Regions from separate parts of the Homo sapiens genome. Here regions 1, 2 and 3 are each linked to region 4. A link is a loop called in an ENCODE intact Hi-C map of the cell type or tissue named here. Cell type or tissue: dorsolateral prefrontal cortex. All regions are shown on one strand. Each heading gives the region's core, and the rest is flanking DNA. Links, peaks and the distances in the headings are about the cores only. Region 1 overlaps MYHAS (myosin heavy chain gene cluster antisense RNA). Region 2 overlaps MYH13 (myosin heavy chain 13). Region 3 overlaps GAS7 (growth arrest specific 7). Region 4 overlaps GAS7 (growth arrest specific 7).

The links. A loop is a pair of places that touch in the nucleus more often than their neighbours do. Peaks named below come from ENCODE experiments on the same cell type or tissue, not always from the same donor. Only the 100,000 strongest peaks of a DNase experiment are listed, where the experiment ranks them.
Region 1: it touches region 4 in a loop (6-fold over the local background); 82 of 110 quality-filtered maps call a loop at or near these places.
Region 2: a loop joins it to region 4, with 2.5 times the contacts of the local background. A loop is called at or near these places in 12 of 110 quality-filtered maps.
Region 3: it touches region 4 in a loop (2.7-fold over the local background); 3 of 110 quality-filtered maps call a loop at or near these places.

What each region holds. Positions count from the first base shown.
Region 1 is chr17:10,611,295-10,617,332 of GRCh38, forward strand. It overlaps MYHAS (myosin heavy chain gene cluster antisense RNA), which reads left to right. Exons shown (of 11, transcript NR_125367.1): 9 at 1,165-1,280; 10 at 2,451-2,583. Among named protein-coding and RNA genes, the nearest start is that of MYH3, 43 kb to the right of the region's middle. In dorsolateral prefrontal cortex, for the core only: CTCF peaks have their summits at 3,459 (motif pointing left), 3,659 and 5,407 (motif pointing right); DNase peaks (open chromatin) are centred at 3,436 and 5,407.
Region 2 is chr17:10,324,675-10,330,712 of GRCh38, forward strand. MYH13 (myosin heavy chain 13) reads right to left here. Exons shown (of 41, transcript NM_003802.3): 21 at 5,713-5,849; 22 at 3,192-3,447. The region is part of intron 4 of LOC107985004 (a long non-coding RNA gene); the gene reads left to right. Among named protein-coding and RNA genes, the nearest start is that of MYH13, 45 kb to the right of the region's middle. RefSeq lists a silencer at 4,018-4,236. In dorsolateral prefrontal cortex, for the core only: CTCF peaks have their summits at 3,069 (motif pointing right) and 3,271; a DNase peak (open chromatin) is centred at 3,087.
Region 3 is chr17:10,028,508-10,034,545 of GRCh38, forward strand. The region is part of intron 1 of GAS7 (growth arrest specific 7); the gene reads right to left. Among named protein-coding and RNA genes, the nearest start is that of RCVRN, 130 kb to the left of the region's middle. RefSeq lists enhancers at 4,727-5,228, 5,229-5,728. In dorsolateral prefrontal cortex, for the core only: no CTCF peak of the experiment used is centred there; DNase peaks (open chromatin) are centred at 3,305 and 5,138; H3K4me3 peaks cover 2,676 bases; H3K27ac peaks cover 4,261 bases.
Region 4 is chr17:9,921,486-9,927,523 of GRCh38, forward strand. It overlaps GAS7 (growth arrest specific 7), which reads right to left. Exons shown (of 14, transcript NM_201433.2): 10 at 5,156-5,284; 11 at 3,991-4,114. Among named protein-coding and RNA genes, the nearest start is that of RCVRN, 19 kb to the left of the region's middle. RefSeq lists an enhancer at 3,572-4,498. In dorsolateral prefrontal cortex, for the core only: CTCF peaks have their summits at 3,428 (motif pointing right) and 3,628; no DNase peak of the experiment used is centred there; H3K27ac peaks cover 2,811 bases.

The DNA.
Region 1 (6,038 bases), core at 588-5,587, 690 kb after region 4:
TTTCAAGGCAATAGCCTTGTTCTTGCATTGAGCTACACATTACCTGCCAGACGAATATTTCACTTTACAGTTGATTGGAAGCCAATCTTGAAGCGGAACCTTGTGATTATGTCACCATTGCCCCCTTGAATGTACCCAACAGTGATTTTCTTGACAGCACCTTTACTGCTTAGCCACTGTACGCAGATTTGGCCACCTTCCCTGTGCACCTTGCCAGGGCTGCATTTTCCCCCATGAAAATGGAAGCTTCCATCGGTGCGTGTCGGCCGCAATCCTCCAAGTACCATCTCTGTCTTCCACCGCCCGCATAGTATAACTTGAGGGCTTCCACATAAACCTAGGATAGGAGAAACAGAGATGTATTTTGTTACCTAGGAGCTGGTATTTGTCTGGAGGAAAGTGTGGAAGGTGCCGCTGCAGGTTCAAACGGAGCTGTGTGCATGGCACATCTTTTTAGGCCATTGACTGGAGCAGTGGTGTGTCACTCAGAGTCACTCATGTGCAAATAGGTTGCCAACCTCTGATTGCAGGCTTAAACATGTGAGGCTCCACCACTCCCTGCCCATTTCTGAGTGTGTTTAAATAAAAGGAAGTGCTTCCACCATGTAAAAATGTTGGAGTATTGGGAGGCCGAGGCAGGCGGATCATGAGGTCAGGAGATCGAGACCATCCTGGCTAACACGGTGAAACCCCGTCTCTACTAAAAATTAAAAAATTAGCTGGGCGTGGTGGCGGGCGCCTGTAATCCCAGCTACCCGGGAGGCTGAGGCAGGAGAATGGCGTGAACCTGGGGGGCGGAGCTTGCAGTGAGCCGAGATCGTGCCACTGCACTCTAGTCTGGGCGACAGAGCGAGACTCTGTCTCAAAAAAAAAAAAAAAAAAAAAACAAAGTTAGAGTAACTCTGAGGACTTGCTCATATATTCAGGAAGCTCTTCTTTGAAATTAATTTATATATTTCTTCTCCTATACCTTCAGTCTGACTGGACTGTAGGGGAAGTGTGTGTGTGTGTGTGTGTGTGTGTGTGTGTGTGTGTGTGTGTGTGTAGGTACCTGTATGTGAATAGAACATTCATGGAAGGGCACACAAGAAACTGTAAACAGTGCTTACTTTAGGGAGGGGCATGGATGAACTGGGATACCAAAGAGACTATTTTTATTTTCAGATATTTTGTGCTGTTTTAGACTGCTCTTTCTTCCATTAAATGAGAGATTAGATCTGAATGGCCACGTGATCTTCTGAGTCCCATCTGTAAGAATCTGCATTTCCACGGAATTGGGGGTATGTTTTATATTTTCTTTCTGTAATCTTTTTACTTTACTGAATTCAACTCTGACGATTATATAGAAACACCTCATTTTTCTAGCATTACCTGAGAATGAAATTTCCCACACTGGGAATTCTCCAGGTAAATGAATCTAATCCCTTTATGTTGTTGAGGTTTGAAGTAATTTCTAATGGGATATTTAGAAGCTGCATTACATACCCCCCCCCCCCTCTTTATTTTACAGCTTGAGGAGACATGTTTCACATGCCATTAACACTCACCTATTAAAAGTTCAGTGGTTTTACGACAGTATATTCACTGAGATGTGCAATCATCACCACAAGCTAATTTTAGGGCATTTCAACACCCCCAAAAGAAACTCCATACTCATTAAGCACTCACTCCCCATTCTCCCCTTCTCTCACCTTCTGGAAACCACTCATCTATTTCTTTCTCTGTGGATTTGCCTATTCTGAGCATTTCACATGGACTCATACAATGCGGGGTCTTTTGTGTTTCCTATCCTCTTAAACAGAGTGCAGTTAGTAGCATGTTACTTTTTCTTTACGATTTAGGATTATTATGATTGGCATTGTGCCAAGCCCATGGCAACCTTGAGAAATATTTAGATAGGGCCCCTGTTTGCCTCTTATAGATTCCATGGCCCATTAATGTGCCTGTGGCTCCCTTTGGGCTCTGTGGCTGGGCCACCAGGTGACTGCTGAACACTTTGTCTTCTGATCCTGAACTCTCATGTTAACCATTATTTCCTTTCCAGTCCCCCCATGTCTGCAAAGTTGGTCATAGGTACATAAATGAGATCAGGTCTCAGCCCTCACGCCTTCGCTTGACCCAGCCTCATAAGGTCACTCCACTGCGAGCCTCTCTGGTGTGTTTCTGCCTTTCTCCTGGAGTGATGAAACAGGCTGAAATCTTTTCTTCTTGCATTGCTATCTTCAGCATCTTATATCATTCAGTCAGCTAAATTCCATCTTTGTGATAAATCCCCCACAAATATTTTGTGATCTCTCTGATCTAAGCAGTGTTAAACCTTTTGATTCCTTGTATCCTTCCTCTCCCCTTTCTTAAAATAGTCTGTAGCGCTCATGTCAAGGACCTGCTCAGCTTCCCTTTCTCTAAAATTGCATAATCCTACAAGAATATTTTCCCTTCTTTTCCTTCAGGAGCAAACGTTCTCAAAACATTCTTAAATGCAAACCCGCAGGCACAGCATGTGTCTGTCAACTCCAAGAGCATTTGGATGTTCGAAGGGAGAGGATGTTTGACATCTAACCCGTCGTGGAAAGAGGAGCCTCTGTGAGTATTTCTTTACTTCTTGGTAGGAATAGGGTGAAGGAAGAAGAGTCTGATTTAGGGTATTGTCACAGCTCTGGGTCAGACTCTTATGAGGGTTATTTGAGGTTAGATGAGTCAACTTGGCAGGGAGGGAGTGGTTACTGTTCTGAATTTGGCTAAGGGAGCATGGCAGGGTCCAACTACAGTATAGTATGGGAATTTCAGGTTGGGGGGCTTCTCATCTTATGCCTGTTGTCAGGGTAAGCCCGTAAGTGTGGGGGCACCCTTGCAGAGAGTAGCCCAGGTTCATTCTGAATTTGGAGAGACCAAGAAATTTCAGTCCGTGTCAGAGAAACTGATCCTTGGTTGGGCCTGACTTGGGCTGGGGAAGGGATGGCAAGTAGAACAGTGCTTGGCACATAGAGGTACCAGAAATATCTGCTGAATGACGGTGCCGCTGATGTCACTGAGCGGTCGGTAGCCACGGTCCGTCATGAGAGGCTGAGAGAGATTCTCAGGCCAGGCTTGGCGGGAAATGCTGTAATTTACGATTGCTCTGCCACAGGTGCAGGTGAGTGAGTGGAAGGGGCACGATGCAGGTGCAGGACCTGTGGTGGGACGTCAGAACTGGAGTCTGAATATGTTGCAGTGACCCTCAGTTGCAGACGGGAATCAGAGAAGAGTCTGGGCACATCCACTTTTGGATAACCTGACACTAAGGGATTCTGCTGAGCTCAGACCTGGGCAGATTAGCAGACAGGACACCCCCAGGCTCAGCCCAAGGTGGTTAGAATTGAGGCAGCCTCCACCGCAGCTACCCTGGTGGGCCTGCATTTGACAGACCATAAAGTGATTCCCCTCATAAGTGACCCAACCCTGCCTTCTGGTGGTCATTTCCATCAACTGCACCTGGGTTTAAAAGGACTGGTGTGGGAGCTCCTTTTCCTCACCACTCTCCTCAGCTCTCCTCAGCACTGGGGCTTTAGGACTAATTTTACTAACTCACATGAACCCAGTTCTGCTGTGATGTGAGTGTAATAAGCAGGAAAAGTCAATGTACTTCAAGACTCCATCTGGTTCCACCCATTGTCTGAGACAATTCAGTTATAGTTATAACATGTGACAGGCATCATGCAGGGCCTTGAATTTGCTTCGTAGCAGAAATCTTTTAAGGCAGGTACTATAATTATTCACGTTACCGAGGAGGAAACTGAGGCTCAGAGAGGCGCTGTTATTCTTGCTGCAAGACTATGACATTCAGCTGGGTGCGATGGCTCACACCTGTAATTCCAGCACTTTGGGAAGGTGACGGGGCAGGATTTCTGGAGCCCAGGAGTTTGAGACCAGCCTGGGCAACATAGTGATACCCTGTCTATACAAAAATTTTTTTTTAATTATCCAGACGTGGTGGCGAGTGCCTGTGGTCCCAGCTACTGGGGAGGCTGAAGCAGGAGGAACACTTGAGCCAGGGAGGTCTAGGCTGCAGTGAGCTGAGATGGCGCCACTGCACCACTGCACTCCAGCCTGGGTGAGAGTGAGACCCTGTCTCAGATAGATGGATAGGTAGGCAGATAGATAGATGATAGATAGATAGATAGATAGATAGATAGATAGATAGGTATGACATTCAGTTTTGGGTGCCACCAACCTGTTAACAATGGCACCTCCTCACCTTACCCCAGTCCATCCTTCAGACAGTGGAATTGAGGAGAATGGACAGGGAGGGGCACTTTCTATTTTATGTTTTACAAATGTATTTTTATAATGAGCATATATTATCTCTATAATTCTTTTTTAAATTGTAGACTAAATTCTGGGTGTCATCCCTGATGAAGGGATCTTGCCAGCCTAGGAAGGAGGAGGCAGGATACAGGAACTGGAGCTCCTTCACCTTGAGAGAACAGGGGTTCATAGGAGTATGGTGGCTGTCTAATGACCCTGGAAGATCCAAGAGAGCAGATTTATTCCGTGTGTGTCTCCAGCGCCCAGACCCAGGGTCAGGAGGTGGAGTTCTCAAAACGGGAGTTCAGCTGTGTGACAAAGCATCTTGCTAGCCAGGAGGGGCTGCCTTCTGCTGGAAAAAGTGGGATAACTTTGAAAGAACTTAAGCTGGAAGTTACTGGGATGTTTATACAGGAGAGTCAGTGGTGGGGAGAAGATTGGGGTTTAAAATATTAAAGCTATGGCAGGGTGCTGTGGCTCACGCCTGTAATCCCAGCACTTTGGGAGGCTTGAGGCTGGAGGAACGTTTGGGCCCAGGAGTTCAAGACCAGCCTGGGCAACGTAGTGAGACTCTGTCTCCACAAAAAAATTTTAAAAAGCATGGTGGTGTGCGGCCGAGCGCGGTGGCTCACGCCTGTAATCCCAGCACTTTGGGAGGCCAAGGCGGGCGGATCACGAGGTCAGGAGATCGAGACCATCCTGGCTAACACAGTGAAACCCCATCTCTACTAAAAATAATAATAAAAAAAATTAGCCGGGCATGGTGGCGGGCGCCTGTAGTCCCAGCTACTTGGGAGGCTGAGGCAGAAGAATGGCGTGAACCCGGGAGGCGGAGCTTGCAGTGAGCCAAGATGGCACCACTGCACTCCAGCCTGGGCGACAGAGACTCCGTCTCAAAAAAAAAACAACAAAGCAGAACAAACAAACAAACAAACATACAAACAAAAACATGGTGGCGTGCGCCTGTAGTCCCAGAGGCTGAGGCAGGAGGATCGCTTGAGCCTGGGAGGTTGAGGCTGCTGCGGGTCATGATTGCGCCCTACACTCCAGCAAAGCCTTTGATATTCCGGTCTCCCAGTCTGTGATCCTACCAGTGGGCTGCAGTACCCACTCCTGCCTCTAGGTGGCAGCCTTGGCTCTGTAAAACCCAGGTCTGTTTTTGGTGCCCTGGTTCCCACCCTTGGCTGGGTATTGTTTTCATCTGGAGATTTAGGGTATTGCAATCTACTGATGCCTGGGGCTGCACCTCCGGATATTCTGATTTAATTGGTCTCGGGTGGGACCTGGGAATTGGGAATTTTGAAAGCTCCTCAGGTGGCTCTAAGCCAAGGTTTGGAGTGACTGAGTGCTTAGACCCTGCCATTTCTGTGGGTTCGGTGAGCAGATTGTTTCATTTTATTTTCTTTCACTGTACTCTGCAGGGGGAGACTGGACCCATGGAGAGAAAGTAGGAGCATTAAAAGAGATGTCACCAGAAGCTACAAAACATACCAGCTCATTAAGATAGAGACAACAAAATAGGTCCCTCTAAAAATAGGAGAGAGAGAAGAAACAGGAGCTTAAACAGTGCCCATGAAGGAGTTACAGGCCTTTAACTCCCCCAGGAAGTGAATTTACTCCAGCCATGTAGAGGGCAGGGGAATGTTCCAGAAGGCAGGGTGACACGCTGGCCGGGGGCCAGAGACCTCTCTCTTTCTGGTAGCTTTAGCATGCGGCCAGGCAGTGGCAGTTCCGGAATTCAGGACTCTCTGGGG
Region 2 (6,038 bases), core at 304-5,303, 400 kb after region 4:
GACCTCAGGTGATCCTTCCGCCTCGGCCTCCCAAAGTGCTGGGATTACAGGCATGAGTCACTGCACCTGGTCCATATACATGTTTTTTTTTTTTTTTTTTTTTTTTAACTAGCAAGAACATTGCTTATAGAAATTTGCATATAATAATTTGTTCATTTATTTCTTTAGAGACAAGGGCTTGCTCTGTTGCCCAAGCTAAAGTGCAGTGGTGTGAGTGTAGCCCACTGCATCCTCACACTCCTGTGCTCAAGTGATCCTCCCACCTCAGCCTCCCAAGTAGCTGGAACTACAAGGTATGTGCCACCATGACTGGCTTCTTTTTTGGTGTGTGTACAGATGGGGCCTCCATGTGTTTCCCAGCTTGTCTCAAACTTTGAGCCTCAAGTGATCCTCCTGCCTCAGCCTCCCAAAGTGCTGGGACTACAAGTGTGAGCCACCATGCCTGGCCTCACTTATAATAATTTCAAACAGAGGAGTTTGTGAAATTACAAGTTCATTTTAAAGAATGAAGCCTCTAGAAATTTGCCACATTTGAACAGCTGGTTATCTCACTCTTCCTGCTACCACCAGTTGGAAAATGACTCATCTACTCTATGTTATCTCAAGCTGACAAAATAGTTTCAAAACATTACTATCTTTTAACTTTCATTAAATTTATTTTTAAATATATGGATTTATTTATTTTCTAGAGATAAGGTATCACTATGTTGCCCAGGCTGGTCTCGAGCTTCTGAGCTCAAGTGATCCTCCTGCCTTGGCTTCTAAAAGTGTTGGGATTATAGGCATGAGCCACCAGGCCTGGTCCTTTCAACAGAAAAGTTCTACCTATGTCTCCTTAGCTGTGTCTCCTCGAACCACAGAACAGAAAATTAAAAACACCCAAGAATTCGTGATTGAATACATATGTCCCAGAAGATGCTGCAGTGAGTCTCTTGGACAGACCAAGATCAGCTACTTCTGTTCTAAATCGGGCTATATCTTCCCATATAAGAATATTTATTTATATATTTGTTTATTTATTGAGACGGAGTCTCACTCTGTTGCCAGGCTGGAGTGCAGTGGCGCGATCTCGGCTCACTGCAACCTCTGCCTCCTGGGTTCAAGTGATTCTCCTGCCTCAGCCTCCTGAGTAGCTGGGACTACAGGTGCCCACCACCATGCCCAGCTAATTTTTGTATTTTTAGAAGAGAGGGGGTTTCACCATGTTGGCCAGGATGGTTTCGATCTCTTGATCTCATGATCCGCCCGCCTCGGCCTCCCAAAGTGCTGGGATTACAGGCGTGAGCCACCACGCCCGGCCCATATAAGAGTATTTTAAGACACACACTGCAGGGTAATGCATGGGAGGAGACTGGCAAGCCTGCATGCTAATGTTTGCTGAACATCTATAAACATGAGCTGTGTGCCAGGCATTTTACAGGCATTAACCACTCTGATTTTTCAATAGCTGGATGAGGTGAGTACTCTGACTATGCCCATTTTACAGACGAGATAACAGAAGCACAAAGAGGATATGTAGCTCATCCAAGGTCACACAGCTATCAGGTGGAGCATCTGGGATAGAAACCCAGTTATCTTGTTCCAAGAGCTGTTCTCTTGTCCGCTGTACCTGGGAAAGTGCTCCTATTAACTCACTATAGTGATTGGGAAAGTGAAAAGGGGAGCGGAAAATGCTCTGTATAAAAACAAAAGGTAAAAGTATTTGGGGATTTATTAAAAAGGGAAAATTATAAATGCCTTCACTCTGTGAAAGAGACAATTATACTGCCCCATTTCTTTTCTTTTTCTTTCTTTCTTTCTTTTTTCTTTTTTTTTGAGACGGAGTCTTGCTCTGTTGCCAGGCTGGAGTGCAGTGGCACGATCTCGGCTCACTGCAACCTCCACCTCCTGGGTTCAAGTGATTCTCCTGCCTCAGCCTCCTGAGTAGCTGGCACTACCAGCGTGTGCCACCACACCTGGCTAATTTTTTTTTTTTTGTATTTTTAGTAGAGACGGAGTTTCACCATGTTAGCCAAGATGGCCTTAATCTCCTGACCTTGTGATCTGCCCGCCTCGGTCTCCCACAGTGCTGGGATTACAGGTGTGAGCCACCGCGTCCAGCCTATACTGCCCCATTTCTTTGATAAAACTATGTATCTTTAAAGCACTTTTTTTTTTTGAGATCGGGGTCTCACTGTGTTGCCCAGGCTGGAGTGCAGTGGCATGTTCTCAGCTCACTGCAACCTCGACTACCTGGGCTCAGGTGATTCTCCCACCTCAGCCTTCTGAGTATCTTGGACTAGAGACATGCACCACCATGCCTACTAGTTTTTTTTTTTTTTTTTTTTTTTTTTTTTTTTTTTTTTGAGACGGAGTCTCGCTCTGTCGCCCAGGCTGGAGTGCAGTGGCGCGATCTCAGCTCACTGCAAGCTCCGCCTCCCAGGTTCACGCCATTCTCCTGCCTCAGCCTCCCAAGTAGCTGGGACTACAGGCGCCCGCCACTACGCCCGGCTAATTTTTTGTATTTTTAGTAGAGACGGGGTTTCACCGTTTTAGCCGGGATGGTCTCGATCTCCTGACCTCGTGATCCTCCCGCCTCGGCCTCCCAAAGTGCTGGGATTACAGGCGTGAGCCACCGCGCCCGGCCGCCTGCTAGTTTTTAAAAATTTTTTTACAGAGATGGGGTTTTGCCATGATACCCAGGCTGGTCTTGAACTCCTGGGCTCAAGCGATCCTCCCACCTCAGCCTCCCAAAGTGTTGGGCTTACAGGCATGAGCTACCACGCCCGGCCTAAAGCACTTTTTACATATTATTGTAAATAATATATAGAAAATTACTCTTGCTACTTTGAATTGGGTTATTTAATTTTGATTATTTTTATTTTTATTGATTTTTAAAAGCTGTGGTGCATATACATATGACACATATATATCCCTCATGCCCACAGCAAAATATATCTAACTCTGCGATGACGGGGAGAAATCAGGGAGAGCACAAATTCTCTTTGCAGACATAATTTCCGGCATTCACTGCTTTGCTAAGCCCGGGACCAGGCATCCTTTTACGAGCAAGGTGGTGCTGCAATACTCCACATGACCACTGGGTGGCACCACTGTCTCTCGAATAGACACCTGATGGCGCCCTCAATGTTCCTCCCCCTTTTCTGTCCTCCAGAGTCTGTGTTTTGCGTTCTCAAGTAGAAGGTACTTACAGACTGGACCTGCAATTGGAGGTCATTCTTCTCCTGCAGGAGGGAGACCATTTTCTCCTCCAGCTCCTTCCGGCGAGCCTCAGATCGGGCCAGTTCTTCCTTGGTCCTCTCAAAGTCTTCCTTCATGGTGGCCATCTCCTTCTCGGCCTCTGCACTCTTCAGCAGGGGCTTGATTTTGAAGAACAGGTTCATCCAGGGCCAGTGCTTGACGTTCATAAAAGAGCGGATGTTGTACTGGATGCAGAAGATGGAGTCCCTGTACACCCATTAGGACTCAAATTAATAAATCCAGCAAGGTCTGGTCTCTGCACCCCCAACCTGTCCCCGACGGACCCCATCCTCCGTCTTTCTCGGTTAGGTGGGAAGGAGGTGCAGCCAAGCTTGGCAGATCCTCTGGATCCAGAGTAGGTCTGCAAATGAGGGGCAGAGGAAACAGAGGTACGTGCACAGGTTGGAAGGTAGGAGAGGGCGTGGAGCTACCTGCGGGCTCCTGGTCACCTGGCTGCCCTTCCCACCACCCTACTGAGAGTGCCCTGCCTGAGGGCGTCCGTGACCTCCTAATGCTCAATGCAAGGAATAGCTTTCATTCCTATTCTATTGGGTCTTTCTCCCATGTTTGATGTATTAATCAGCTCTTAACTTTTGAAACTTTCTCTGCCTTAAATTCCATCCACATTTTCCCTGTTTCACTGCATTTTGCCATATGGGGTTCCTCTTCCTGCTGGAGAAACCCAGGACTTGTCCTTGGTCATTTCCCAGTCTCTTGCCCTGGTAGAGTTGATCTGTCTTCCCAATTTCTTTCTTTTCTATTCGTTTTTTTTTTTTTTTTTGAGATGGAGTCTTGCTCTGTTGCCCAAGCTAGAGTGCAATGGTGCAATCTCGGCTCACTGCAACCTCCGCCTCCTAGGTTCAAGCAATTCTTCTGGCTCAGCCTCCCAAGTAGCTGGGATTACAGGTATGCGCCACCACGCCTGGCTAATTTTTGTATTTTTAGTAAAGACTGGGTTTCACCATGTTGGTCAGGCTGGTCTTGAACTCCTGACCTCAGGTGATCTGCCCGCCTTGGCCTCCCAAAGTGCTAGGGTTACAAGCGTGAGCCACCACAACCAGCCTGTATTCCTAATTTCTGCTGCTGTTTTCATCCCAGTGTCACCCACATGATCTCCTCCCCTTCACCCTCCACAGCTTTATATTTACATAGCTTATGGATTCCTGAACACTGGCTTCTCTTTCCCTTCTTGAGATTCTTTTCATCTCCGTGCTGGCTTCCATGTGCTTCACCAAGCTCGATGCCTGGGAGTGATTCCTGACGCATACATGGTGGCGGTTCATTATGGCTCTGACAGTTAGAGCCACACAGGGGATCAGGGAACCAGGGAGAACAGGCTCCCTCCCACACTCCCCTCTCCCTCCAATCCCTGCAGGTGACTAGTCATCAATGCTGCTATTCCTTCTCTTGAATTATCAAAGGAAAAAGACTTAAACATTCCTTTAATCCATGCCCTCCTCTCTCACCCATCAACTATGTCCTACTTCAGGTCCTTGTCATCCCTTACTTGGACTTCTACCACACTGTGGCCTTGCCCCGTCATAGCCTTTGTGTTCACTCTCCTAGCTGCCAGAGTGATGCAATCCTACCCCTTGTCTCTGCACACACCTTCTACAGCTCTCCATCAATGACAGGGTGCAGCCTGGGTTTCTGAATGTGACACATAGGGACCTCCACTACCTGCCTCTTGCTCTCTATTCCAATGACAGCCACCTGCTTGTCGGGCTTCCTCCCAGACCACCCACTCTCAGGTTGTGTAGAGCTTGCTTCAGAAAGTGCTTTCGTCAGCTGGGCGCAGTGGCTTACGCCTGTAATCCCAGCAATGTGGGAGGCCAAGGCGGGCGGATCACCTGAGGTCAGGAGTTCAAGACCAGCCTGGCCAACATGGTGAAACCCCATCTCTAAAACAAAACAAAACAAACAAACAAAAAACAAAATAGCCGGGCGTGGTGGTGCATGCCTGTAATCCCAGCTACTAGGGAGGCTGAGGCGGGAGAATCGCTTGAACCTGGAAGCTGGAGATTGCAGTGAGCCGAGATTGTGCCACTGCACTCCAGCCTGGATGACAGAGCAAGACTCTGTCTAAAAAAAAAAAAAAAGGAAAAAAGAAAGTGCTTTCTTCTTGCTGACACCTTCATGCCAACTCCAACCCCCTAATCAGGCTGGGGGCTTATTCTTGCCAGTTCCCTATCCCCCGACTATAACTCGAACATTGAGCTTGTCACAGGCATTAAAACCAGCCATACATGCGTCTGCTTCCCACTCCTTTGTGACCCTGTGAGGGAGGGTTCATTTCTGTCTCCCCAGCGCCATGCAGAGCACCCAGCCCAGGATTGCCGCTCAGTAGATGTGGGTTAAACAAATGAAGGAAAGAGAGCAAGCACATGGAAATCCCAAGACTAAAAGCAGGAAGTGACAATCAGCTGCTAAGCAGAGAGGGCAGGATAAGGTGGAGGTGAGGGTCTGTGTCACCTCCTCTCCATCATCTTCTTGAACTCCACCCGCATCAGGTACCCCCTGCACACCGCCTGCGTGCTTGTCATCAGCGTCACCAGCTTCTCATCTCTCATCTCCTCCAAAAGTCCCAGGAGCCCAGCTTTGAAAAACACCTGCATTAAAAGACAGAGGAGCCTTGATCTTTTTCCCCAGCAGGCGTTCAGCCGGGCCCTTGAGGGGGCCTGTTTCTGCTCAACTCTGAGGCTCAACTCTCAGAGCACGGCAGGGGCAGCAATTCTGTTTCCAGGACTTGCTTCTCGGTGGCTCTGGTCTCCTCAGTGGCTCCTCCTGGGCAGTGAGGC
Region 3 (6,038 bases), core at 384-5,383, 110 kb after region 4:
CAGAAGCCTAGAAGCCTCAAGAGAAACACAAACTTCTCATCAGGATCTCACATAGTATCCAGAAGAAACATCTCAGAAAAGTATCTAGCAACCTCAACAAAGGGCAGGAAGATATGACATTATGATACAAGAACAAAAACTCATAAGAAGAGAACAAAACAAGGCAAGTTGGTTTGAAAAAAAAAAACCAAAATGATATAAAAAAGGAACAGGAAATGATAAAAATTATAGGGAAGTTTGAAAGGTTGTAACAGAAGGAAAATGCACATTGGTTGCAATAAAACATGGAATCAATACTGCAAAACAAAGTGAATTCGTTATGTACAGAACAAACGAGAATTGTTTTTTCCCCAGAATGCAAAGGAAATGGGAAAAATGCAAACGTGAGGACAGAACAGCAAACCAAGACATGGATACTGGGTGTTCCTGAAGAGGAGACCAGCAGAAAAGCTCTAACAGAAAAGAAAGAATAAACAAAGGTTGATGGGGAGGAAAGTTCCAGAGCTGGGCCACACGGGACGTCCTACGCTGTTCAAGGCAAAGTGGATTTCAAAAAACCAACCAGCAGACATACCCTAACAACATATTTACACAGCAAAGATAAGGATAAAAGTCCTGTAATCATTTACGTGGGAAGACCAGTGCAAGAATAAAAAGAAGGCTGGTCTCAAACTTCTCTGTAGCCACATCTCAAAAGACATCTCCGGTGCATGATGGGGAAAATACCACGACCTTCATTGTACTTCAAGGTAGCCAAGCTGTCTTTCACAAGGGAAGGCAACAGAAACATATTCTTCTAGAGACAAGTACTCATGTCCTCCTTAGCAGAAGTACTTAAGAGATGTACTTCAACTGCCTGAAAGAGCAAGACAAATAAAGGTGAAGAATGACGAAATCACGGCACAAAAGGATCCAGGCTGAACGCTGAAAGCAGCTTACAGAAATGCATACGTAATTATGCATTTCTAGTTATACAATCATGTATACATGTTGCTATTCTCAATATATACTGTAAAAAAATGAAATTATAACCTGAGTCTCAAATATAGACAGTACTAGAAAAGGGCTGGGTGCGGTGCCTCATGCCTATAATCCTAATATTTTGGGAGTCCAAGGTAGGGGGATCACTTGAGCCCAGGAGTTTAAGACCAACCTGCGCAACACAGCAACTCCATCACCACAAAAAATTTAAAAATTAGCCAGACGTGGTGGTGCACACCTTTAGTCCCAGCTACTAGGGAGGCTGAGACAGGAGAATTGCTTGAACCTAGAAGGCGGAGATTGCAGTGAGCTGAGATCATGCCACTGCACTCCAGCCTGGGTGACAGAGCGAGACTCCGTCTCAAAAAAAAAACAATAATAATAATAATTATAATTATATATACTAGAAGAGATCAAGAGGCAGGAGGAACACTGAGATCATGAGAACACCGAGGGAGATGGAAACAAAACGCTGACCTTCCTCCCGTCCCCATAGTGAAGCATCCGTGTCCTGTTGTCCCTCCTGCCAAATATCAGGTATCAGGTACCTGACCAGTTGGCATCCATCCTCTGTCCTTGCTTCTCATGTCCACTCTTGTCTTTTCCTAGAAACTGACAGGTTCTCAACCTGAAGGAACACAACAGAGGGAAGGGGCCTTGGAGACCCAAATCCCTGGTGCTGTGAGTCTTTTGAGTCTTACCTCTACCGGGTTGTATTGGCCCCGAGGGGGCAGTCAGCTTCCAGGGGGAATCCTGAGCCCTGGAATCCATTCAGGTGGATAGGTTGGGACCAAAGTACTTTGTGGATGAAGGAAAAATCAGTAGGAACCCAGGGCTTTCCAAAGACCTCATCTGAAACACCTGTTTGGCTTTGTAAGCCTTCAAAGGGTTCTCAGGGCCAAAATACAGAGAAGAGCATGCGGCTAATTTCGGGCCTGGGCCTGAGCATGACCATGTCCTGTGGAACTGTGGTTGGACCCGTGTGAAAAGGGGGTCAGGTGCATGAGGCACACCTGCAGTTCTCACCAGCAAGAAGCCACAAGAGCCAGGAGGGTCGCCTTCCTTTCTCCCAGTTTTCTATTTGCAAAATTTGTCGGAGGTATTACCAGAGTCCTCTGTGTGTCACCTCAAACCCTTCTTATTAGAAATCACCTAGTGAGCAGGGCTGCCTCCTTGAGTCCCTAAAAGAAACTTCTCAAATGAGGCTTTAGTAGATGCAAATGTCCTCCGGCCTCTTCCAAACCTGGCACTATCCAAGTGTCCTCAGGCCTCACTACTTGGTGTAGATAGATGAATGGGGTGACAATGTATGTGGCAGCAATCATCAGCACCTCGCTGGCTTGAATATCCCACTTGCTCACATCAGACGCCCACCCCCACCAGCCTCCTTGGACGAATCCAAAAGTGACTCGCTTGGGCTCCCCAACCAGGTTGCAACTCCAGTCGCCATGGAGTGTCCGGCATACTCTTCTTCATCTGCATTAGCTACTTCCTCCCCAACACCATCACTGTCCTCTGTCCACGAAGTGGCAAGAGGAAGCCTCACACTGTGGCTGTCACTGGCACCCATCATAAGAGGTAGACATTAGGGCCATGGGAGTTTTCTCCCAGCCATGGGCCTGAAGGCTGAACCACTTGGGACACTCCAGACCTATCCAGCTCCTGGTAGGCTTGGCAAGGGTCACAGCCACCCTGCAAACCCCCAGCACATCCCTGAGGGCCAGTCAATTCATTGGGTATGTTTGTCAAGACTGGGCAGGGAGAGGACACAGAACAATAGACTCTGTATTTTCTGACCCTGTAAAGAAATGGAGTGATCTGGTTAACCAGGAATTTTGATGAACATAATTACAACGCAGTCCCTGCAGCAAGGATACAGGAAGTTCACCCATCAACCCTCACAGGGAAACTTGCCAAGCTGGAAATATGGAGTCTCCGGGGGGACAAGGATTGATGAAAAGATTTGCAAATGATCCTGCAAACTGCAAGGATGAGTTGGACGGCCCCTCCTGGGTCAGAAGTCATGTCACAGCCTTGCAGCATCTGAGAATCAAGCTGTCGGCAGAGGGTAGGAAAGAAATGCCTTCCACGTGGGCCTTGCAGAACCCCTATTCCTGCATGACCCTTCCTCCTCTGACTCTGGAGAATGAGATTTTTATGGTCGTTGCACCTGCTGTACGAATGTAAGACAGAAGGGCCAGTTAATAGGGTTCCAGAGGAGACAATGCAAGAAATGAGGAAAACTCTGAATGTGAGCATGTTTCTTGCATCTGAGATGGCCCGTCCTTTTCGTTGGTGGCATCTCCCCAGCGGCGCCATACGGCATGATGGGGATCTGAGAGACGCCCACTCTTCAGCATGTTTTGGAAGAATCTCGGCATTGACGAACCAGCATAATTGTGCCACCAAATATCAGAGTCACTCTTTTGGCCTCTGATAGACGGGTTTGGAGCAGGTGCCTAAAGGCCTTATGACTGTGTTTTAGAACCACAGGATCTGGGGTGGAGGACCTGGAGTGTCATCCCACAAGCACCCCTGAAATACAGAGAACAGCTCCAGAAATAACAAGGGAAGCAGGGACTGCTTCCCCGCCTTGAAGCCTGGAGGGGTTGGGGAACCTCAGAAAAAAAAAAAAAAAAAAACCCTACATTTTGTTCCATTTCAAGGTCTCTCTGGTCCTGATGTTTCAGCACAATTAAAAATGTAATTATTAAATGACAAGGTAGACTCCTCCCAATAGCCGGTTCCAGCTTCTGGATTCCAAGCCAGAAAACCTGAATGACTGTGCTCGCTGGCTTTTGATTAACAGAGACATTTTATTCAAACTCTCCATTTCCTGATGAACTGTTGAGGAATGTTGCTTCTTTCCTCCTCCCCCTTCCCTAGCAGAATAAAAATAGTGTGGGCCATTCTGATATCCTAGCCCCAACTCAGGATGACAAAAGCATTAGGAGACAGCACAAAGGCCTAGGCATAAAGAGGTGCTGTGTTCCCAGACAGCAAGCTGTGATGTGTGCAATTATCTTAGCCTCTCTGGGCCTCTGTTTCCTCATCTGTGAAATGGGGGGATTGCTAGCCTTGAGGTCCTATAACCCATGCATGGGACGGCTTTTGTAACACAGCCTAAAACCACAAGGAAAATATCAAGGCAGTTAAATGTCCAGCTCAGCTTCCAAAAACAGCAGCCACATAAACAAAAGAGACGACAGAGGCCTGACAAGACACAAATCTTGATGAAATATTGCTTTGCTCGCTGCAAGCTTCCCTCCAAACACTTTTGGGCTCTAAAGAGAAAGAGGTCTCAAACTCTTTTGGTCTAGATACCCTTTCATTTACTCAACCAAATCTGACTTAGAATCGGTGGGAAAGAAAGGCTTGTCTGAGACACCAACAAAGCGAAGTGATATACCAAAAATTGGAAATGAAATGCATGCCCAAATCACGGTATGCGATAGTGCACATGACCTCAGGTCTGTATGGGGAGGCTGAACAGTTGGGGATTCTCTTCCCCTTTGCCACAGGTCCCTGTTACGGCCAATTAATGCTGAAACGTCCCTATTTGTCAAAGGAAGGAGTTGAGCTAGTACTTTTCTCTTCGTCCTAAAGATTAATGATCTTGACATGCATCCTAGGTTTTCTATGCTAGTTGATATCTATAACGATATCACTTGTCCTGACCTAGAAAACACTTTTGAAGGACATTTTGTAGATTGTTGACCTAACAGACTCCCTAGGGAGTTCCTGGAAGGGTGAGGGCCCCTCTAAAGGATTGCTGGTCAACTTCCCTTTGCAGCAGAAAAAGCCTGGGAACAAGAGAGTTTTGCCAAACTTGGTATGGCCCAGAGAGAGAGAGAGACAGAGAGACTATCCTCCCTAGCCTTCCTTTAGTATTAAGCTGCAAAGCCCCCAAATGCCTTATGTCATTGTTTTGGGCACTTTCTAGACTTCTGAGGAAAACCCCAGAACCAAATTTACCAAGCGTCCTATTGCATTCAAAATGGATTTAAGTTCAGAAGCAAGGGAGGGAGTCCAAAGTTGCTAGCTGGATCAGTAACAGGCTCAGTATCTCATGCAAAGCAGCCCGCTCACCAGAAAGGATCTTCAAGCACAAGCGACACAGCTGCTGCCCGCAGATGCACCGGGGGGCAAAAGCTGGCTTCCTCGGGGAATTAGTGCTGTTGTAAAGAAGGCAGACTGAAGCTCATTATGGTATAAGAGTAGGTGCCTCTGACGGCCCGCCTGCACCTGCGATCCAGCTGGCCTGGCTTTGTGGCCACCAGTTGCTGGCTGGAGTGGCCTGCAGGCACTGAAGGAAAATGGAAGCAGCTCATTTCCCCAACACGGAGACTCATTCCACTGACTGCAGTGCCTACGGCCTGTGCTCCAAGTGATTCTAATCAAAGACTTCTGACTCCGAGAGATGGTTCCTGATGAGGTCTGAACCCTGAGCTCTGGAGGGAAATGAAGTCTAATAAGGGCTGGAACCGTTTCCAAGACTCAGTAAGGGGTGCAATTCTCACCAACCCGATTCAACTAACATTTCTGGAGCTGCTGCCGCTGGCACATATAAAGTAGGCAAATGGTGACAGCCAAGGGCCTTGCTATGGAGATGTGAGACCTACCACTGCTCTGTGCCACCGTGCGAAGAACACAGGATGGGAATCGGAGCTGGTAAAGCTGCAGCAGTCTCGCTGGCAGATCTTGAGCAACCTCTTCCATCTCTGCTGGGAGGCCTCAATTGCTTCATCTCTAAAACACGGAAGTTGGACCAGATGGTCTCCAAGGGCTTTCATATATACATATATATAGCCTAATACTTAATAATTCTTTTTTTTTTTTTTAGACAGTCTTGCTGTGTCACCCAGGCTGGAGTGCAGTGGCGTGATCTCGGCTCACTGCAACCTAAGCCTTCCAGGTTCAAGCGATTCTCCTCCCTCAGCCTCCCAATTAGCTGGGATTACAGGCACCTATCACCACGCCTGGCTAATTTTTGTATTTTTAGTAGACACGGGGTTTCACCACGTTGACCAGGCTGGCCTTGAACTCCTGACCTCAGG
Region 4 (6,038 bases), core at 731-5,730:
GTGAAACTCCCTGAGCCCTGTGTGTCAATGCTGATTTTGAGAAATTGCTTCAGGAACTTCCACAGCATTGGGAAACAGAGTAGGTGAAGGGGGCTGTACCTTCTCTCTATGGCAGCCCAAGAGCTTGAAATTGGAACTTTTTAGAACAGTATTGGTTAAGACCATGGATTGTGGGACAAGAATGCCTTTGTTGGCCAGGCGCGGTGCCTCACGCCTGTAATCCCAGCACTTTGGGAGGCCGAGGCGGGTGGATCACGAGGTCAGGACATCGAGACCATCCTGGCTAACACGGTGAAACCCCGTCTCTACTAAAAATATAAAAAATTAGCCAGGCGTGGTGGCAGGCGCCTGTAGTCCCAGCTACTCGGGAGGCTGAGGCAGGAGAATGGCATGAACCAGGGAGGCGGAGCTTGCAGTGAGCAGAGATCGCACCACTGCACTCCAGCCTGGGCGACAGAGCAAGACTCCATCTCAAAAAAAAAAAAAAAAAAGCCTTTGTTGTCATCCCAGCTCAACTACTTATTAGCTATGTAATCGTAGACAAGTCGGTTATCCTGCGCTTGCCTCCGTGTCTTCATCTGTAAAATGGAGATAACGATTGTACCTTTACCAAGTTGTTATGAGGAATAAATATGTCAAAATATGTAAAGCACTTAGAATAGAGATGGGCGTAGAGAGCCAAATATTAATATGGGCTATGGTGGTGATGAAGATGATGATGATGATGATGATGATGATGATGATCCCTGAGGATCTGATGTCTTTCCTTCTAGTAGCCTTGGAAAAGATGAGGAAGAGGGAGGAAAGGAACAGAAGGAAAGAACAGGTGGCATTTCCTGAGCAACAGGCTGTCCAGCAAAATGGCGACAAGCAGAGTCTCTGGAATGAGAGGAGACTGAATTGTGGCTTCGCCGCTCCACCACTGTGGACCTCATGGAAGGTTCTCATTTTCTCTGCCATCAGTCTTCTCATTTGTAAAGGGTATAAAAATACCTCCCTGCAGGGGGACTGTGCTGATCAAAAGAGACAATGCTCTAAAGCATGGAGGCTGGCCACAGCGAGTGCTCAGAAGAGGCGGTATTTTTCAGAGTTAGGTCTAAGGACTGTCACTTTCGTCACAAAATAATTCCAAACTACAGGAATGAGAGACCGTATTATCTGATGACAATGCAATAAAACTATGTAAAAAAAAATAGCAAGATTAGAAAACAACAACAAAGCCCTTGCTTGTAAACATATAAAGATTTTCTTTGAAACAATTCTTGGTTCGAAGATCAAATGAAAACCCAAATAGCAAAACATAATGAAAATAGCAGAAATAAAACCACCACAAATAAGAACCTGTGGAATATGGTTAGACCACCAGTGTAAGGAAAAATAAATGTCTGGTGGGTTACATATTTCACTGTCTTTTTTTGTTTGTTTGTTTGTTTTGTTTTTTGAGACAGAGTCTCACTCTCTTGCCCAGGCTGGAGTGCAGTGCTGCGATCTCAGCTCACTGCAACCTCTGCCTTCTGGGTTCAAGCGATTCTCCTGCTTTGGCCTCCCAAGTAGCTTGGATTACAGGCACACACCACCACACCCAGCTAAGTTTTGTATTTTTAGTAGAGACGAGGTTTCACTATGTTGGCCAGGCTGGTCTTGAACTCCTGACCTCGTGATCTGCCCGCCTGGGCCTCCCAAAGTGCTGGGATTACAGGCGTGAGCCACCACGGCCGGCCTTCACTATTTTAAAAACAAAAACAAAAATAAACACCTGAAACAAAAAAAAAAAGTAAGAAAAAACCCTCTAGGTGATTAAAAAAAAAGATCTAAATCAGCTCCGAAATCTAGGCTTCTTATGGGAAATATCACTGTACAGAAAAACAGCAAGAAAAAATAGACAAACAAGCAAAAAAAAAAAATTACAAAGAACAAAACTAAAAGACAAATGACAATCTAGGAAAAATATCTGCAATTAAAATGAAAAACGATTCATCTCCCTGATAGATAAAGAATCTATGGTCAGTGGGGAAAGGATATGAGTTAATCAGTTCACAGAAAGTACAACAATGATTTATATGTATATTTTACATACTCAACCTGGGTTATGGAGAAAAGCAAATTAAAAACAAAATATCATTTTTCCCCACTCACTACCAATTTCAAATCTTGATAACACACAATGTTGATAAGCATTTAGAGAACAGGCATTATTCATAGATGCTGTTGATAGGTGCTCTCTCTGGAAAGCAATTTGGAAATATCCATCAAGACGAATAATACCCTTTGACTCAGCAACTATATTCTCTCTATATGCAGATCTGGTCTTAGGCACACACAAAGATGCAGGTACAATAACACAGCTTCACTGGCTGGCAAGCACTCTGAAACAATCTAAGAGTCCTAAACCTCAGTTAAGGGAATGATGAAACAAATTTGGGTACAATCATACAACTGGACACTGGCCAGCCATTAAAAAGTTTGATATGCATGAATGGATGGGCAAAAAGATTTACAGAAATGAAAAAGAGGTATTTCCAAGATATATTAAATAAGTTCAGAAGATAGATTGTATGATCAAATGTATATAAATTTAAATATTTAAAAATCAAAACACTAGGAAGAGATGGTGATTATTTCTGTGAATAGCATTTTATATTCTTGTCTGCTGATTAAAATATTTTGCCATGTACCAATACTGTTTTTGCAATATAATTGTTTTTTGAGGTAGAGTCTCTCTCTGTCACCCAGGCTGGAATGCAATGGTGTGATCATAGTTCACCGCAGCCTTAACCTCCTGGGTTCAAGCCATCCTCCACCTTAGCCTCCTGAGTAGCTGATTCTACAGGCATGCACCACCATGCCTAGCTAATTTTTTCAAATTTTTTTGTAGAGATGAGGTACTATGTTGCCCAGGCTGGTCTCGAACTCCTGGGCTCAACTGATCCTCCTGCCTCAGCCTCTCAGACTGCCGGATTACAGGTGTTAGCCACTGCACCTGGCCTATAAGTTATTTTTTTAATAACTTAATAATTTAAACAGATCTCTTCCCCTTCTGTGCCCCCCCTTCTCTCTACCAATAAATATACTGTGCCCTCTACTTCTTGATCCTGTAATTTATTATTGTGCATTATAAGATTTGTATAATAAACGTTATCCTTCTATTACATTATTTTTTATTGACTTATTTCTATCTTACCTTATTTTGAAATGTAAGGTGGCTGCTTTCTTCTATAATGAAGGAATTGTAACAGGTTCACCAGAAATTGAGGTGAAAGGGACCTACAGACCAAACTCTAATACTACGGCACACATTCTAATTCCAGAGGCAACATGCGTGTCCTCTCGTGCAGTGAAACGTGGCTTCCCTTAGATCTAGTTACCGAGGTTTTCACTGGTTCTACCAGGCCTTCTCTTCCTCTTTGTGTATTAGCTAACTTTGACCACTAGGTGGAAGCAGAAACCAACTCATTGGGAGACTATTCCCAAGAGACTGAAATCTGGTTATTTCTTTAAACAAAGTGTCAGCCTCTGTTCCCAGGGCAGGAGCCCATCCCCATAGGTGAACCTTCAGAGAGAGCATTGCTTCCTGGGGAAGTGGGCAGCTTGGGTGAGCTGTGTGCTTCTGTGGGCTCTGAACAGGGACAGGGCCCTGAGCTCTCAGTGCATGAAGGAGTTTGTCCACCTCCTGGTCAGAGATCTGGGGCTTGGGCGGAAAACAAAAAAAGCCACGACCAGGGAGAGAGTAAGGAGTCCAGCCTCTACCATGCCCCAGAACTAGCCCGGCCTGTGTCCTTCCTCTGACCCCCAAAGTCTCTTTCTTTGAGATCTCTGGGTGTGGGTCAGAGAGAAGGGAAGAGGGGGTACCTCCTGGCAAACAAGGGAAGTAATTTCCTCGCTGCAGTCTTGCAAAGGAGAGATGCACCCTCGCCAGTCACCTCATCTCCTAGCCCCGTGCCCTCTCCTTCTGTGTGCACTGACCAGGCCAGGCGGGTGCCCAGCACTTACCAGCCTGTGTGGACTTTCTCCGCGCCTTCTTGATGTCCTCCTCTGTCTTGTTGCTCAGCTTGATCTCCAGCTGCTGGGTCTTCATCTCCAGGTCTCTCTGCCGCTCTGTGAGGGCTTTCCGGGCCTGGGGTCCAAGGACACGGAGAAGCTGCTCATACAGCTCGGAGCCAGTGGGCCTCCTGGGCCACGCAGCCCAGCTTCCCTTTGGAGTCCTTTCGCCCCTTGTTTGTGTGGATGATGCCACAGTGGTCCAGAGAGGCCCAGCAGCCAGAGTGGCACCACCCAGCTAGGTAGAGGCTACAACCCAACTCTTTTCGTCCTTGCCTCTTCCAGTGACATCTGGACTCAGCCTACCTCAATCTCTCAAACCACGTTTTTTTCCCGATGGAGCCTGTACAAAGACTGGGGACCTAGGCAGTCCTAAAGTCACAGCCCCTCTGCTTGGAAGGGACCACAAAGGCCATCTGTGTCACCTCCCTGCAGCACTTAATAGGATGTAGCAACAGCCCTCCCGTTCTGGAGCTGGACAAGCCTCGGCCCTCTTGTTCCCCTCACTGTACTGCCTTTCCTCCAGGCCACCACTGGCATCTCTGTGGTCCTTGGGTGGCGGCAGTTGGCTGGGCCCAGGGTGTCCCAGCAGTTTGAGCCCCCTTCTCCTCTCTAAGGCACTGGGGACTGGGAATCAGTCCCTGGGGCACACTCTCTTCCCTCTAAGGCTGAACATCAGTTCCCTGGAGGTGAGACCACCCAGGACTCAGCCTCATCCCTGAGCAGGAAGGAGAGCAGGGAGGCGGTGACTGAGTCAGGACGACTCAGCCAGGTGAGGCTTAAACACGGGGCCCCACGTGAACCAGCAGCAGCACTGCTAGGCTCGGGGTTTAACTGGTCGCCAACAGCCACTCGACTGCCCACTGCAGCTGCAGCCTCTCCTCGCACCCCTGGCCCTCTGGGTGGTCATTCCAGCACCACAGGGAGGCAGCTCCTATCTGCCCTTGGATGGGTGGGGTGCTCTGGCGTAGGCACGAGGCTTGGACATCCCCCTATTCCCCTACCTGGGGACAAAGACTCAGCCTTGGCGTATGGAGCCACTGCTGGCTTCCCAGTCCCCCTTCTTCCAGGCAGTCCCCCATGCACCTGCCCTGGCCCAGCGTCCTGGGCCTCTCACCTTCTCCACCGAGGCATAGCGGCTGGCGAGCTGCTTGCGAAGGTCGGCAATGTGGTGGTCGCACTTCTTCATGTCTTTCTTGAAGTTCTCACGGAAGTTCATCAGGGGCTTCTCCACCTCGCTGTGAAGCTGTTGGGAGAGTAGAGACGCACACTCAGGACCCAGGGCATCAGCTGTAAGCCAGTGCAGGGAGGAGGGATGGGAGGGGCACCCCCACTTCCCCAGGCAAGTGAGGATGAGTCTGGGGTAGCGACCTGGCAGGAAGGTGAGAGACACCCCCTGACACGTGGCTGCCTATCAGGTCTCAGCTTAGGCAGGTCACCTTAGCTCAGGAGGCCCCCACACACGTCTACAGGATAAGTGGTTAGCAACTAGAGCCTTCTGATTTCCCCATCTGTTAACTACTTTTTTTCTGAGCTTCTGCAGCTTTTAAATTTTTAGAATTTTTTACTATTTATGGTTTATAATATGCTGTTTTGAAATATGTATATATTGTGGAATGGCTAAATCAAGTTAATAATCAATGGGCTGGGCACGGTGGCTCATGCCTGTAATCCCAGCACTTTGGGAGGCCAAGGCAGGTTGATCACCTGAGGTCAGGAGTTCGAGACCAGCCTGGCCAACATGGTGAAACCCCATCTCTACTACATACACACACACACACACACACACACACACACACACACACACACACAAATTAGCTGGGAGTGGTGGCAGGTGCCTGTAATCCCAGCTACTCAGGAGGCTGAGGCAGGAAATCACTTGAACCTGGGAGGTTGCAGTGAGCCGAGATTGTGCCACTGCACTTCAGCCTGGGTGACAGAGTGAGACTTGGTCTCAAAAAAAAAAAACAAAACAAACAAACAAAAAACAATAATAATCA